Linked DNA regions of Homo sapiens: all the other regions are linked to region 1. A link is a contact called in ENCODE Hi-C or POLR2A ChIA-PET data. All regions are on one chromosome and are shown on one strand. Each heading gives the region's core, a stretch centred on a gene start or an enhancer-like site at or near the end of the contact. The rest is flanking DNA. Distances are from core to core; before and after follow the strand shown. Region 1 holds the start of TMEM143 (transmembrane protein 143). Region 2 holds the start of CALM3 (calmodulin 3). Region 3 holds the start of AP2S1 (adaptor related protein complex 2 subunit sigma 1). Region 4 holds the start of INAFM1 (InaF motif containing 1).

Evidence for each region. A loop is a pair of places that touch in the nucleus more often than their neighbours do. ChIA-PET counts read pairs that join two places held with the same protein, here RNA polymerase II (POLR2A). Pooled maps may share reads with other maps.
Region 2: a loop to region 1 is called in a map of B cell, with 17 times the contacts of the local background. The contact joins the promoter of CALM3 here to the promoter of TMEM143 in region 1. A Hi-C loop is called at or near these places in 2 of 168 maps with a recorded cell type or tissue (B cell and CD4-positive, alpha-beta T cell) and 4 of 50 pooled maps. POLR2A ChIA-PET finds 5 or more read pairs at or near these places in 2 of 52 experiments (CD4-positive, alpha-beta T cell and WTC11).
Region 3: a loop to region 1 is called in a map of CD4-positive, alpha-beta memory T cell, with 9 times the contacts of the local background. The contact joins the promoter of AP2S1 here to the promoter of TMEM143 in region 1. A Hi-C loop is called at or near these places in 1 of 168 maps with a recorded cell type or tissue (CD4-positive, alpha-beta memory T cell) and 6 of 50 pooled maps. POLR2A ChIA-PET finds 5 or more read pairs at or near these places in 1 of 52 experiments (K562).
Region 4: a pooled map shows a loop between it and region 1 (28-fold over the local background). The contact joins the promoter of INAFM1 here to the promoter of TMEM143 in region 1. A Hi-C loop is called at or near these places in 1 of 37 single-sample maps with no recorded cell type and 7 of 50 pooled maps. POLR2A ChIA-PET finds 5 or more read pairs at or near these places in 2 of 52 experiments (activated B cell and activated naive CD8-positive, alpha-beta T cell).

What each region holds. Positions count from the first base shown.
Region 1 is chr19:48,361,926-48,365,475 of GRCh38, forward strand. TMEM143 (transmembrane protein 143) reads right to left here and starts at 2,015. Exons shown (of 8, transcript NM_018273.4): 1 at 1,973-2,015; 2 at 1,366-1,606. The coding sequence starts at 1,995. It overlaps SYNGR4 (synaptogyrin 4), which reads left to right and starts at 2,442. Exons shown (of 5, transcript NM_012451.4): 1 at 2,442-2,612. RefSeq lists enhancers at 1,567-1,616, 2,097-2,216, 2,587-2,736.
Region 2 is chr19:46,599,416-46,602,965 of GRCh38, forward strand. CALM3 (calmodulin 3) reads left to right here and starts at 1,915. Exons shown (of 6, transcript NM_005184.4): 1 at 1,915-2,022. The coding sequence starts at 2,020. It also overlaps the pseudogene PPP5D1P. RefSeq lists enhancers at 1,180-1,679, 3,408-3,477 and a silencer at 1,810-1,949.
Region 3 is chr19:46,849,318-46,852,867 of GRCh38, forward strand. AP2S1 (adaptor related protein complex 2 subunit sigma 1) reads right to left here and starts at 1,529. Exons shown (of 5, transcript NM_004069.6): 1 at 1,447-1,529. The coding sequence starts at 1,449. RefSeq lists an enhancer at 1,544-1,853.
Region 4 is chr19:47,273,116-47,276,665 of GRCh38, forward strand. INAFM1 (InaF motif containing 1) reads left to right here and starts at 1,770. Exons shown (of 1, transcript NM_178511.6): 1 at 1,770-2,608. The coding sequence starts at 1,805. The coding sequence ends at 2,233. It also overlaps a transcript of CCDC9 not described here. RefSeq lists silencers at 152-461, 1,072-1,331, 1,692-2,141.

The DNA.
Region 1 (3,550 bases), core at 765-3,264:
CTTTCTTGGAGGGCTACGGTGAGAATTTGATGAGATTACACATGTCCTATATACACATGTGTTTACATATATGTGCATATATTTGTATATTTATGTGTGTATATTTGTGTACTTTTGTGTGCATATATTTGTGTGTGCGTGTATTTGTGTGTGTGCATTTGTATGTGTATATTTGTGTATTTGTGTACACATATTTGTGTATTTGTGTGTGTACTTGTATGCATATACTTGTGTGTATTTGTGTGTGTGTATTTGTGTGTGTATCAAGTCCAGCACAGAATTGAGTACATACAGTAGGTGTTCAGTAAATAAATGTTAAATTAATGAATGATGGTGAGGTGTGGTGGCTCATACCTGTAATCTCAGCACTTTGGGAAGCCAAGATGGGCAGATCACTTGAGGCCAGGAGTTCGAGACCAGCCTGGCCAACATGGCAATACCCTGTCTCTACTAAAAATACAAAAATTAGCCAGGCAAGAGTCCCAGCCTCTCGGGGGCTGAGGAAGGAGGATCACTTGAGTCTAGGAGGCAGAGGTTGCAGTGAGCTGAGATTGTGCCACTGCACTCCAGTCTGGGCAACAGAGTGAGACCCTGTCTCACAAAAATAAATAAAGAAAAATAAATGAATAATAATCCTCAAAATCCTCAATAATGACAATGATGATGATGGTGGCAATAAGACCTCAGGTTCTAGAGTGAGACCAAGACTAGGATGAGGTGAATATGGCACCCAAGGGTGCAAAATTTAACGGGGCACTCACTCTTAGGGTCAAGCGAGTGCCCTACTTGCCTAACCCTAGTCCTGGGCCAGCTCTGGAGTCAGACCACTTTGGTTCAAATCTAAGCCACTATGTTGTGGCCTTGGGTAAGTCACTTTCCTTCCCTATGCTTCCATTATCTCATCTGTAAAATGGGGATGATGGTGGTATCTCTCTTACTGATGATTCAACAATACATGAAAAATGTCTGGCACAGTGCCATGGAGTCAGAGCTCAAATTGTGTGATAATAATTATGATTACAGCGTTGTGACTTTATAGGTACAATTATTATCAGGTAGTAGAAATAGTAATGATGAGGATGATTACTATACCCATCTTAAAGAGGGAAAAACCATGCCCCAGAGAGTGCCTGTTCAAGCCCTCAGAACAAGCCAGAGTTGGGAATGGATGCTGCGTCTGCATCTCGGAGACCTGGCTCCTGCATTCCAGCTCATCTCCCGCCCACTAGGGAAACACGAAGGGACCCGGGAACTACAACTCCCAGGAGGCGCCAGGGCAGCTCTCTGCAGCAACTAGGGCCCTGCCGCCGCGAAGCCTGCTGGGAGCCGTAGTCCCCAGGCTCTTGGGCCTGGGACAGGCGGTACCTGTATTAGGAGGCGGAGCAGCTGCTCCTTGGAGAAGGGAATGAAGCGCTCGCGGTACTGCTGGGCCCAGTCGCGGGGCTCCCTGGGGTTCCACATCTTGCGATACTCCCCCATTTTGGCTGCCAGCGATGAGAGGGCCCGGGGGGGCCCGAGGAGCGCGGGCAACAGTGGCCATACTCGGACCCTGGACCCCCAGACCCCCCGGGTCACATGCAGCATGGCTAGACCCTTTCCCCGGAGCCTAAACAGAGGAAAATGGGCAGGGGTCAAAGGCCATCTAGAGGAAAAGCGCCCTCTCCACCTCCACGTCCCACCCTCCAGAAGCCGTCTCTACCCCAGGCAGGGCGCAGAGCCCATCCGCTCGCCTCAAAGCCCCTGTTGCCTGTCCCCTTCCCACACTGCTCAGTTGGCCTGGGTCCCAGACAGGGGTCAGAGGTCTTAGGTTCTGGGGCGTTTTTCAGGCCCAGAGACCCTGTAGTGGTACAACGTTTCTTTGGGGTCTAGACAGCGAGGTAGATCTTAGGAGAGCAGGAAATGCTCGTAAAGGTTACCTAGGGGGTGCAGGGCCGCCCTCCCTGGCCATGCAATCCCCCGATTTCTCCCTCACCTTAGCCAAAGCTCGACTGTCATTGAGCCTCCTGCGCATGTGCAGGAGGGCGTCCTGGGCTCCCGAGGTTCGGCTTCACCCAGCAGTAAAACGCATGCGCAAAGCTTCGGTCAATGCGGGCTGTCCATTTCTCACCGCCGACTCCCTACATCAACTACGCATGCGTTGCCTGCCTTTCTCCACCGCCGGCCTCGTTTGGGCGCGACGCATGCGCCGCAGGAGTGTCTCCTTGTCAGCTTGCTACAAAGGGAAGGGGCGGTGTGGACGCGAGACTCCCTAGAGGGATGGGGCGGGGTAGGGCTCCCGCGCGCAGTCCGCCAACGGCGCGCAGTCCAACGTTCGCCGAGGCCACGCCCCGGCTCGTGTCAGCTCCTGAGTAGGCGGAAAGAGGGAGGGGGCGGGACTTGGGCGCAGCCAATCAGCTGTGGAGGAGCGAAAAGGCGGGAAAAAGCGGAACCAAAAGAAGGCTGAGGTGGCGCTAGGGACCAGGAGGGGTGGGGGTGGCGAAAGGAAGGGCGGGCCCTCAGGTGACGCAGATTGGCCCTCCAGAGAAGGGGCGGCCCCTTCTCAGGTGCCGTCACCCCCAAACCTCAGCACTGCCATTCCAGGTCCTTAAAGGGGAGACCGCGATTCTAAGAAGGTAGCCCAGTGCCGGGGCGTGGCCTCATTCTGAGGTTCCCCACAAATCCGAGGTCCCGACTCCCAGCTTGAGGAGGTGCACTTCCGTGAAAATGGAGCTGAATTCGAAAGGGAGGCCCTTATTCTGGGAAATGGCCCCAAGTGACAAGGACAGCCTGAAATATGCCCTGAGATACCTGGGTTCTCCACGAAGGGTGCTGTCACCCCCAAACCTGAAAGGGATTATTCGGTTTCAGACCTCCCAGGGGCTCTGATCTCAATGGCCGCACCCCCTAGTCCCCAGAAAGTCCCACCTGTGTCCTCTCACAGAAGGACCCAGTCCCTCTGCAGGCCCTTCAGCTCCTGGGTCACAAGACGTGGTCCCCAAATATCCCAGCCCTCCCCTGCACTCCACCTCTGGGATCCCTGACAGCCCTCTCGCCCAACAACCCCCTCAGCCCACATTCCTGACTTCTGGAACCTGAAGCAGCCCCTTCACTTATGTCCCCCACTCCTGGGACCCCCAGAATCACCCTCACCCCAGGCCCTCACCTCTCTGGAATCCTCCATAGACCCCCTTAACCCACACCTCAACCCAGGGGACCCTTAGCGACTCTCTCATCCTGCACCTCCACCTCTGTGACCCCTGGCAGCCCTCCCCACACGACACCTTGCCTGGGACCCCTAGTATCCCCATCCTATGCCCCCCTCTCCTGGGACCCCCAGAAAGCTCCCTCACCACACACAACCCCATTCCTGGGAACCCCCAGCACCCGCATCCTATGTCCCCCACTTCAGGGACCCCTAGCAGCCCTCTCCACACAACACCTTTCCTGGGACCCCCCAGAACCCCCATCCTATGCCTCCCACTTCTGGGACCCCTAGTAGCCCCCTCACCACACAACCCCATTCCTGGGACCCCCAGCACCCCCATCCTATGCCCCCCACTCCTGGGGCCCA
Region 2 (3,550 bases), core at 665-3,164, 1.8 Mb before region 1:
CCCCACTTTGTCTGTGGCTATTCTCAGAGGATATTTCTCCCTTGAGGCACTCCTGATGGTTGTATTCTTGTGATTACAGCACTTTGGGAGGCCAAGGCAGGCGGATCACTTGAGCTCAAGAGTTTGAGACCAGCCTGGCCAACATGGTGAAACCCTGTCTTTACTAAAAATACAAAAATTAGCCAAGTGTAGTGGTGGGTGCCTGTAGTCCCAACTACTTGGGAGGCTGAGGCAGGAGAATCGCTTAAACCTGGGAGGCGGAGGTTGTAGTGAGCCAAGATCATGCCACTGCACTCTAGCCTATGTGACAGAGCAAGACTCCGTCTCAAAAAAAATACAGATCTTGTGTGAACTAACAGAATAAGAACTCACTTGTTACCGTGAGGACAGCACCAAGTCATTCATGAGGGATCCACCCCTATGACCCAAACACCTCCCACCAGGCCCCACCTCCAACATTGGTGATCACATTTTAACATGAGATTTGAGACTGAGTAACAAGTGTTAGGATTAAAGGCATGAGCCACCGCGCCCGGCCATCTTCTTTACCTCTCCACTGTGTCAGTTTTATTTTTCTCTTCTTCTCTAGACACTTTGTTCCTCAAGATAGGGGGCAGAGTGGGAAAATGACCATAGTCAGAATCTATGGGAAGGACCCACCCAAAAGGAAAAGGCTTCTTGTGCCCAGGCTGCAGATCCAAACCCCAGGGAAGGACTCTCATTGGTTCAGTCTCCATTCTGTTCCAGGTGGAGCATAATGATTGGTCCAGCCTGACTCGTTTGCCCATCTCTTAACCATCAACATGGTGGGGAGGGGACACGCAGGAGACTGTCAGCTCCTATCCTAAACGGGGGAGGGGGCAGGGGTGATCATTTTCTGAGCTCCTATAAACAAAGTTTCAGTTCTTTTTCCTCCTATGGCTGGAACACTGGAATAAGGAAAGAGGTCGTCTGTCTGGAGAGGCTGGTTGGGGAGTATGGTCTCCCCAGCCCAGCCAAGCTCAGGTCCCTGCATACAGCAGGCGCCTAATTGATGCTTATAGCACGAATGACTGAATGAATACCCCGTTCCCACAGGCTGTCCTGGGATGGTCCTAATTTCACAGACCCTGAGCGGATCAAGAATGAAGCGGGCCCAGGGGTCCCGCCCACCGGCTGAGTGCGTCTTAGGACGCAGAGACAAGACCACGGAGGGCGGAACCTCTGAGCGTTAGGTGGCACCTTGGAGACCCCGCCACCTCCAAAGGCCCAGTTAGGGGCGGAGCTTCTAAACCCTAGCATTTTGGATTGAACCATCGTCCGTCGGTTAAAGGGGAGAGCCGAGAAAGCCCTTCTGCATTTGTCGCCAGCCTTTTTACCACCTCCTGGCCACAGAAACGACGTATTTGCTTCTCTAACGGCGACGCCGTTTCCCCCTTCGCCTCGTTACTCCTCAAAGCCCCACGCGGCCACAGAGTTCAGACTTACCCACCACCACCTTGCAGTGGCTCGCCCCAGTTTGACGCATTGCAGGGAAGGTCGGACCAATGGGCGCCAAGCTCTCATTTCCGCCATGGGCCAGGCCCAATAGTGACGCGGCTCACAGAGGGACGCGTCACGCACCGCCGAGCTGTGCCCCTCCGCCGAAGAAAGTGAAGTGGGCCCGGGAGGCGGGGCGCGCGGCGAGGGAAAGTAGTCCGGCGACGGGAGCGAGCGCGCGCGCGCCCGGCGGCAAACCCAATTCCTGTGCAGGGTGGGGACGAGAGATTCGCGGGCCCGTAGGTGTGGAGCGGGGCGCGGAGGGATCCGTGGGAGCCGCAGTGCGGCGGCGCGCGGGCCGGGTGGGGCGGGGCCGAGCGAGGCGGGGCGCGCGCGGCGGCCGTTGAGGGACCGTTGGGGCGGGAGGCGGCGGCGGCGGCGGCGCGCGCTGCGGGCAGTGAGTGTGGAGGCGCGGACGCGCGGCGGAGCTGGAACTGCTGCAGCTGCTGCCGCCGCCGGAGGAACCTTGATCCCCGTGCTCCGGACACCCCGGGCCTCGCCATGGTGAGTGAGGCTGGGGGGTCGCCGAGGCTGCGGGCTCTGAGGCGGGCTTAACGGGGCAGGACCCCTGAGGGGGCGACAGAGCCCAGAGTGGGGGGCGTCCGGGCCCGGCGAGAGCCTCGGGACCCTTTTCTACCCGCGTTGTCGGGGGCTGTTGAACCCAGAGCGGGACGTCTGGATCACCAGAGGTTTCCAGAAGCGACTTTAGCACCAAATGGGATGTTTAAGTCCACAAATGGGTATCTGAGCCCCTAAAGGGGACATTTGAACCCCGGATGGAGGATCGGGACCCTCAGTGGGACCCCTCAAAAGGATTTTGGACCCAGGATGGGGCGTTGGGTTTCAGGATGGAGGTGTTTGGACCCCAGGGGACGAAATAAGAAAGATGGGCTGGGGAGGGGAGCTATTCGGGCCCTGATGAAGGCGTTTGGTCCTGAGAGGATGCGGGGAACGGGGGACGAAGGGAGGCTGGGCTGCTCCTGGATGGGGTGGTGGAGGGTAGCTGGGCCCGGGCGGGGAGGGGCGACCCCTGGGCTCCTGTGGAGCAGAGGAGAGGGTCAAGGATGGGCGGTCACTTCTACAGATGAGACTCCCGAGGGTGGGGGAGGGTGGGGGAGGGTGGTCTCCAGAGCCCAGCACTGCAGAGGAGGAGGAGGGTGAGGTGCAAGCTTATGGGAGGAAGAGCCTGGGGTGGGTGGCAGCGGAGATTAGAAGATACTCTTGAAGGCTTCCGGGACGGAGAAGGATCAGGGTCGTGGAGGTGGTGAAAAGGGATGGTGAGAGTGGGGCTCGCCAGTAGTCGGGGGACAGGGACCCTTGGGGTTAATTTGGAAGTAGCTAGAAAAGGTTCCGAGGTTACTAGTGGGTTAAGACTGTTGCTCTAGAAAGACAGAATTTTTTTAACGGGGTGGGAGTGTTGTGTTTGGGTCCAAGAGAAGATGGATTTCCAAGGTGAGGGGTGGGGGAGGACTTGGGCTTGGGTGGTTGGGAGGTGAGGTGGAAGGAGAAAATGAATGGCAGTCAGGGGGGCCTAGGTTTGGGGGTGGATGTGGGTAGCACCCTGCCAGTCTCCAGGGACAGGCCAGGACAAAGACGGCTCAGTGTGGATGGGGAGTGGGCTGCAGGGCCCGGAGGAAGCTTTTCTACCGTCCTCCTTCCTCAGGAAGAACGCGGCTGGGTGGAAGACACCGGGGCAGTGGGAGCAGGTGGGCGGAGCTGTTCGGGCCCCTATTGCGCACTGAAGCCTCATGAAATGGGGATGGGAGATCAAAGTTTGGGGTGCCTCGAATGAGCCAGCTTTTTCAAGCCTAGAAGCCTCACTCTGTCGCTGCCCTTTTCAGGCCAAGAGCACTGCCTTTTCCCAGCAGGAGCGCCGGTTTTCTCATGATCCCCAGCCCCACGCACCATGCTGCACCTCGTCACTTGTGCCAAATGACAGTGCAGTACAGTGTGGCGTCAGTGACAATCAGATGCCTATTCCCGTGCCCTCGGGGTGGGGGCTGCAGAGCTTGATCAGAGAGTGCCTCTGGGG
Region 3 (3,550 bases), core at 279-2,778, 1.5 Mb before region 1:
TAAGCCTCATTCTCCACACACTCTATCCTCCCTCCCCCAACCAACCAAACTGGACCGGAACAGGATGTTACACTCTCCTTCCAAGAACTCCTGCTGAGCCAGGGAAAACCACTTCCTAGCAGGGCAGGGGTCCCAGGCAGGAAGGGACGTTGGGGGGCCTACACCAGGCAGCCACAGCCTGGGAGCAGAGCCGGAGACATATTCACACAGTTAGGAGAACTAGAAGCAAACCCACAGAGTTGACAAAAAGCTCTGCCTCTTACTCCCAAATTCCCTTGTATACCTCTCCCTGTTTTCTTCCCATTTGGAATCTCAAGTCCCCTCCGTCCTGAATCTCTGCATCCTCACGCCTCTGCTGTCCCCTCTAGATGCCCCCCAACCTTCCCTGTCTCCAATCCCCCTCCTCTGGAGTTGTTCCCTTTTGACCTCCACTTTCTCAGTCTCAGTTCCCCTCCTTGGGGCCTCAATGGGCTTTTTACTGGTGACATCCCTTGTCCCACTCCCAAGCTTCCTCCCTTCTTCAAAAGGTCACATTTTGCCTCCAAGGACCCTGTTCCTGGAGGAGACTCCGCCCCCGCTCTGACACTCTTTCTCATTCGTTTTCTTTCCCAACTTCCAGCCCAAAGAACCCTTTCCTAGATCCAAAGCCCCAACCTGGGGGATAGGGGCACTCCTAAATCCAATGTTGAGTCTTTGCCCCAACAAAGATTCCTCCCCAGGTCTCACACTTTCAAGCCTACTCCCCACCCCACAAGATCTCTCCTCTTGGAAAGACCTATTCAGTTGCTCCCCATTCTTTCCGAGTGTCCATCTTACCTCCAGGTCCTCTCTCCTTTTACAGCGCTTTCCCAGACCCTTAAGTTTCATTCCCTACAGTTGCCTCCTTTTGGTTTCCTGTGCCAGGTCTCTTCTTGAGATCATCCCTCTCTCACAGGCAGTCTCCTGCCCCTGTCTCAACATCCCCTCTCCACCTGCAATCAGATCCTTGTCTCTAGAGACTCCTCCCATCAAGAAAACCTCCCTCCCCTTTTCCAAGGTCTCGCGTTCTCGTCCCAGCGCTCCCGCCACACTTCCAGAGCGCCTTCCTCTTTCGGACGCCCTCTCCCCACCTCCAATGCCTTCTCGCTACCCACAAGACTGTGTCTCACGAGTTTCCTCTCGTTTCAAAGCTTCCAACCATCTACAACGTTTCCCACCTGCACAGCCCTTTCCCCTTGGAACACCACCCCCAATGCCCGTCGCCGCGAGACCCCTGGTAACCCCCGCGCGCAGAATCACCGCCCTGTGCCCTCCTTCCCGGCCCTGGATCGGTCCCAATCCCCAGAGCCCGCGCCTGACCCAGACCATCCGCGGCAGAGAAGGGACTTGTCAGCGCCCGATCCAGCCTCGGCTATTTACGCGTGGGCCCCCCCTCCGCCAGTCCCCGGCGTAGCGCTCCCCCGTTACCATGGCGACCCCCGTCCAGACCCCAGCGGCCCCGGTCCCGCGGCGACTGGGCAGCTCCGGCTCAGGGTGCAGTTGTAGGGCCCAGAGCTAGAGCGGACTTCCGGTAGAAAAACCCGCCTGCCTTCTCGCGCACAGACCCCTGGGAGTTGTAGTTTCACCAAAGGGGCCAGCCTGGGTGAAGATGGGTGAAGAGTCAGAGCCAGTCCTTTTCCTACCAAACGAGTCAGATCCCAAGTGCATGCTGGGATTTGTGGACAAACATCTTTACAGAGGACTACAATTCCCGAGATGCTGAAGAACCAGCGGTGAAGGCGTTGCATTCAGGGAAATGTAGTTCTCTTAGGTCCCCTCCCCCCACCCAGGGGAGAAGGGCATGCTGGGAATAGTAGTTTTAAATTTTAAAAAACTGTCCTGGGGAGATAGAAAATGTCTTTCCATTCCTCATCCAGTGATTTCTTTAATTTTTTTAAAAATAGAGACAGGGGTCTAGATATATTGCCTAGGTTGATCTCGAACTCAGCTTCAAGCGACCCTCAGCCTTCCAAATCACCAGGATTACAGGCATGAGCCACCACAACACCAAGCCAGTGTTTTGCTTAAAATACGTTGCGTGTGTCTCTCGGGAGACAACAGTTTAAAAGCATAAATTTGAACCGGCCCGGCGCGGTGGCTTACTCCTGTAATCCCAGCACTTTGGGAGTCCGAGGCAGGCAGATCACTTGGTTAGGAGTTCGAGACCAGCCTAGCCAGCATGGCGAAACCCCATCTCTACTAAAAATACAAAAAATTAGCCAGGCATGGTGGTGCGCACCTGTAGTCCCAGCTACTCGGGAGGCTGAGGCAGGAGAATCACTTGAAGCCCGGAGGCAGAGGTTGCAGTGAGCCCAGATCTCGCCACTGCACTCCAGCCTGGGCAATAGAGAGAGACTCCAAAAAAAAAAAAAAATCTCTAGTTTGGCGGGGGCATGATGGCCCATGCTTGTAATCCCAGCACTTTGAGAAGCTGAGGTGGGTGGATCACCTAAGGTCAGGACTTCGAGACCAGCATGGCCAACACGGTGAAACCATTTCTACTAAAAATATAAAAATTAGCTGGGTGTGATGGCAGGTGCCTGTAATCCCAGCAACTCGGGAAGCTGAGGCAGGAGAATTGCTTGAACCTGGGAGGCAGAGGTTGCAGTGAGCCGAGATCACACCATTGCACCCTAGCTGGAATGACAAGAGCGAAACTCTGTCAAAAAAAAAAAAAACCCTCCAGGTCAGCAGTTAGTTTAGTGTTTTTTTGGTGTGTCTTTGTTTTTGCTTTTTTCTGAAAGAGGGTCTCCCTTGGTCACCCAGGCTGTAGCGCAGTGGCATGATCTCAGCTCACTGAAGCCTCAACCTGCTGGGCTCAAGTGATCCTCCCACTTCAGCCTCCCGAGTAGCTGAGACTACATACACATGCCGTCACACCTGGCTAATTTTTTGTACTTTTTGTAGAGACAGGGTCTTGCTATGTTGCCTAGGCTGCTCTTGAACTCCTGAGCTCAAGCGATCCTCCCTCCTCCACCTCCCAAAGTATTGAGATTACAGGCGTGATTTTTTAAATGGCCTTTATTACATTTTAAAAATTATTTTATTTGCCCTATGAGTATGTGTGTATGTTTGTCTAGATCTCTCATTAGGTAGTGAGTTGTTGAGGGCAGGGACCCTGTCTGATAACTGTATCTTCATTACCTAGAACATGACAGATGGTAAGCAGTCAATAAAGTTATTACTATTAGTACTGAGGGGAGATTGGCCCTAATAAGAACAAAGCATGCCAGGCATGGTGGCTCACTCCAGTAATCTCAGCACTTTGGAATGCCAAGGCAGGCAGATCACCTGAGGTCAGGAGTTCGAGACCAGCCTGCCCAACGTGGCGAAACAGCACCTCTAATAAAAATACAAAAATTGGCCGGGCTTGGTAGCACTTGCCTGTAATACCAGCTACTTGGGAGGCTGAGGCAGGAGAAGCACTTGAACCCTGGAGATGGAGGTTGCAGTGAGCCGAGATCGTGCCACTGCACTCCAGCCTGGGGGACAGAGAGAGAGAGAGACTCCATTTCAAAGAAATAATAATAAT
Region 4 (3,550 bases), core at 520-3,019, 1.1 Mb before region 1:
GGAGCCAGATCTCGCCACACCCGCGTTTCCTCGATTGTAAACGGTTATGTTGGGAGTGTTTGCTGCTGCGTGGGTCCGCTGAGAGGATTAGTCTGGGCCCCGTAAACCGCTTAGCGCCGAGCCTGCTGTGGCAAGGGCTCGAACTGGATGAGAGACGTGGCTAGACGGGGGAGGGGTGCTGGGCCGGGGGGGAGGTGGGAAGACTGCTCCCCTCCGCTGACTCAGCCCCTTCTCTCCTCAGAGGCAGGCCCCGAAGGCCAGGAGACGGCGGAGATCACCGACTTCCAGAGGGTGCGTTTCTGCAAGGTGGTGGCGGCCCCTCCGCTGCCGGGGGCCGCTCGCTGACCGCGCCCGCCGGACCGCGGCCTCCGCGCTCTGCACTAACCTCCCACCGCCTCGCTCCTCTGTCCTCTGCTTCTGCCACACTCCAGCCAGGAGAGGGTTAAATCTAAGGGGGGAGGAGCCAGGGTCTGCGAGCCGGGCGGGGCCAGGGCAGTAGTCGGGTGCAGGCCCCACCAACGGGGGACGTCACGGCACTGGGACGGCTGGGACGCTTCCGCGTTAGTCTCCCATGGAGGCCCTGGGCGGCTCGAGCCAGTCTTCAGGCCGAATCTCCCGCCTCCAGGATTGCATCCGAGGCCTGGCAGCCGGTGACACTTCCGAAGGGCTTGAATTACTCGGGCGCCAGCCCTGTCGTATTAAACGCAGTGCTTCCGCTCACCCTTGAACTGTGTTTCTGGAGGGGGCAGGCTGGGTCGCTGTGCTTGGCGGGCTTTTCTGTGGCGGAAGAGGCGGAAGGAAGGGGTCTTCCTCCACCCTTCTGATCCGTCTTCCCTCCCCCCTCCCGCAGGCCTCCCCGAATTCCTGAAGACGCTGCTGGGAGGGGACTGAAGCTTCCCCGCCTTGATGGGGAGGGGGCGTGAGGAGGGGTTTATCTGGATTTCCAGGCTGTGTTCTTTCTACCCCAGAGCCTAGTCTGGACCCCTTGGCTCTAGGGAGAGGGAAAAGCTGACCGTTGGGGAGGAGCTGGGAGAAGGGGCGCGATTGCGGTGAGGGGCGGAGCTGGAACCTCGGGGCCTGAGGTGCTGAGGATACCTGAAAGCGGGCTGAGAGTGTGCTGGAGGAGGCGGGTCCCGCGGGGGCGGAGCTAGGCTGCCTGGGCGGGGCCGGAATCCTGACAGGCGGAGTTAGAGCGGGGGGCGGGGTCAGCGCGCGCGGGTGGGGCTCTGGCCATGGGCATGGGGCGGGGCCGTCAGCGGGGGCGTGGTCGGGGTGTCGCGCGGGAACCCGCGCGGGAGGAGAGCGGGGATTCCGGAACTAGAGTGTGGGAGCCAGAGGCCGTAGCGGGCAGGGCTCGAGCACTGGAGTAGAGCAGTCCGACAGGTAGAGAAGTGAGACTGGCTGCGGCACAGGGCGGGTTAGGGCTCCAGGCAGGGCTTGAGCGGGACGAGGGGGCGGGCTCCGAGGCGGGCTAGATGCCTGGGCTGGATGAAGTCCGAGTCTGGGAAGAGAACCGTGTTGTGGCGGGAGGAGGCGGTGATTGGGGTGGTGGGGCTAAGCGCGGGGGCGGGGCTGGAGCGAGGGGGGCGGGGTAGCACCTCCGCCTGTCGGTGGTGGGGCGGAGGCTGGAGGGGGTGGGCCTAGGATGCGGAGGCGGCAGCTCGCGTGGGGGCGTGACCATGCTGGCGGGGGCGGGGCCGGAGGCGGGCGGTTTAGAGAGCGGGGCGGTCTGCGGGGTGGGGGCGGGGCCTGGTGGGGGCGGGGCCTGTGCGGTCTGCGGCGCGGAGCCGAGTGGGCTGCGGGGATGCGGGGGACCAGCTGCGTGGGCGGCGGCGCCGAGAGCCCCGGAGGCGCGGGGCTGAGCGAGGGCCCGCGGGGGCGCTGGCTGCGCTTGGCTCCGGTATGCGCCTACTTCCTCTGCGTCTCGCTAGCTGCCGTGCTGCTCGCCGTGTACTACGGTCTCATCTGGGTACCCACGCGGTCTCCCGCGGCACCCGCCGGCCCACAGCCCAGCGCGCCGTCCCCTCCGTGTGCTGCCCGCCCGGGCGTGCCGCCTGTCCCGGCGCCCGCCGCTGCCTCCCTCTCCTGCCTCCTGGGAGTCCCCGGCGGGCCGCGACCCCAGCTCCAGCTGCCGCTGAGCCGCCGCCGCCGCTACAGCGACCCTGACCGCCGTCCGAGCCGCCAGACACCCAGAGAGACGCCAGAGGCCGCGGAGGGGCGAAGACCCGGGTAACTCTCCCTTCCACCCCAACCCGGATCGCCAGCCCTCGAGAGCTCTGTGCTCCACGCCGAGGATGCACCGTCTCTGGATTGGTCCGGCCTTCTTCCTAATGACATCGCTCAGCGTCTCTGGAGCCGTCATCCCGCGGAATGGGGGCCCAGGGGGTGTCAGCTCGGGGCCTTGCCTCTTGCAGCTACTCTGTGGTCAGGCCGGGTCCTCCACCATCAGGAAGATCCCATCCTGAGCTCTGTCTCCTGCCCCTCCTGCTGTGGGATGCTGAGCACAGAGCCCACAGCCCATCTGCCTCTTCACCTCCCTGAATCCGTGTCCATCTGCAATAAACGACAGCCTCGGCTGCCTCGTGCTGTGTCTGTCCTGTTGTCTGCAGAGATGCCTCCCCTCCCAAGTTTGTGTGGGAAAGACCTTCCTGGGGTGTGGCCTTTGTCTGTTTTGTCCCGGGTGGGCTGTTCCCCTTCCTTAAGGAGCTCTTCTTTTCTTGGAGTAGGGAGAAGCAGCTTAGCAGCAGCAGGGCCTTTGAAGGTCAGACAGTGGGAAGGGCTTCCCAGTTTTTTGTGTGCTTGGAGCAAAGGACAAATGTCTCTGGGGAGAAGCAGAGTGTCTGCCCTCGTGTTACAGCACAGGAGACAAGAGGAGGGGTGGGGTGATATAGGACAATAGCTGGGGTTCTGGGAATTGCTGTTGGTGTAATTATCATGTCAGGGACAGAGGCTGAATCACCCAGGGATCTCAGTTGGCTGCCGAGAGGGAACGATGCTGGCCCACTTCCTGGGGTCAGAGAGATGAGAGTGGATGGCGGCGGCGGTGGTGTTGCTTCTCAGCCTGTCTGGAAATCTCAGAGCCAATGACCAAAGCGCTGTGCTGCCTTGGAAGACTGGTGCAGCCTCTGGCCTGGGGCGCTGCTAGGAAACCAAGGCCGGGAAACTGAGGTCTAGCTTCTGGGCAAGGAGTCCGAGGTGGGGAGGCCATGTTCCATCCTGGAAGACTGAGGCCTGGCTCTGGACAGGGCCTGGGATCTGACATGCAGGAAGCTGGTTCCTGTCCAGCCTCCCCGCTTGAGCTGGAGGCCTTCCCAGGAGAGTGAGGCTGAGCATCTTCTCCCACGCTGTGGCTCCTGGAGATCTGTGGAGGTGGTTAGGAAGGTCAGCTGCTCTGCTCACCTCCCCTTTACCCCACCACCACTCCCCAGAGGGTGGTTGTGAAGGGGAATCTAGGAAGCCAGCACTTCTTTGTAGTCAGCATAGGTGATAGTTAGGGGCACTGACTGGGGCGAGACTACTCGGGTTCAAATTCCAGCTCCTCTCATTACAA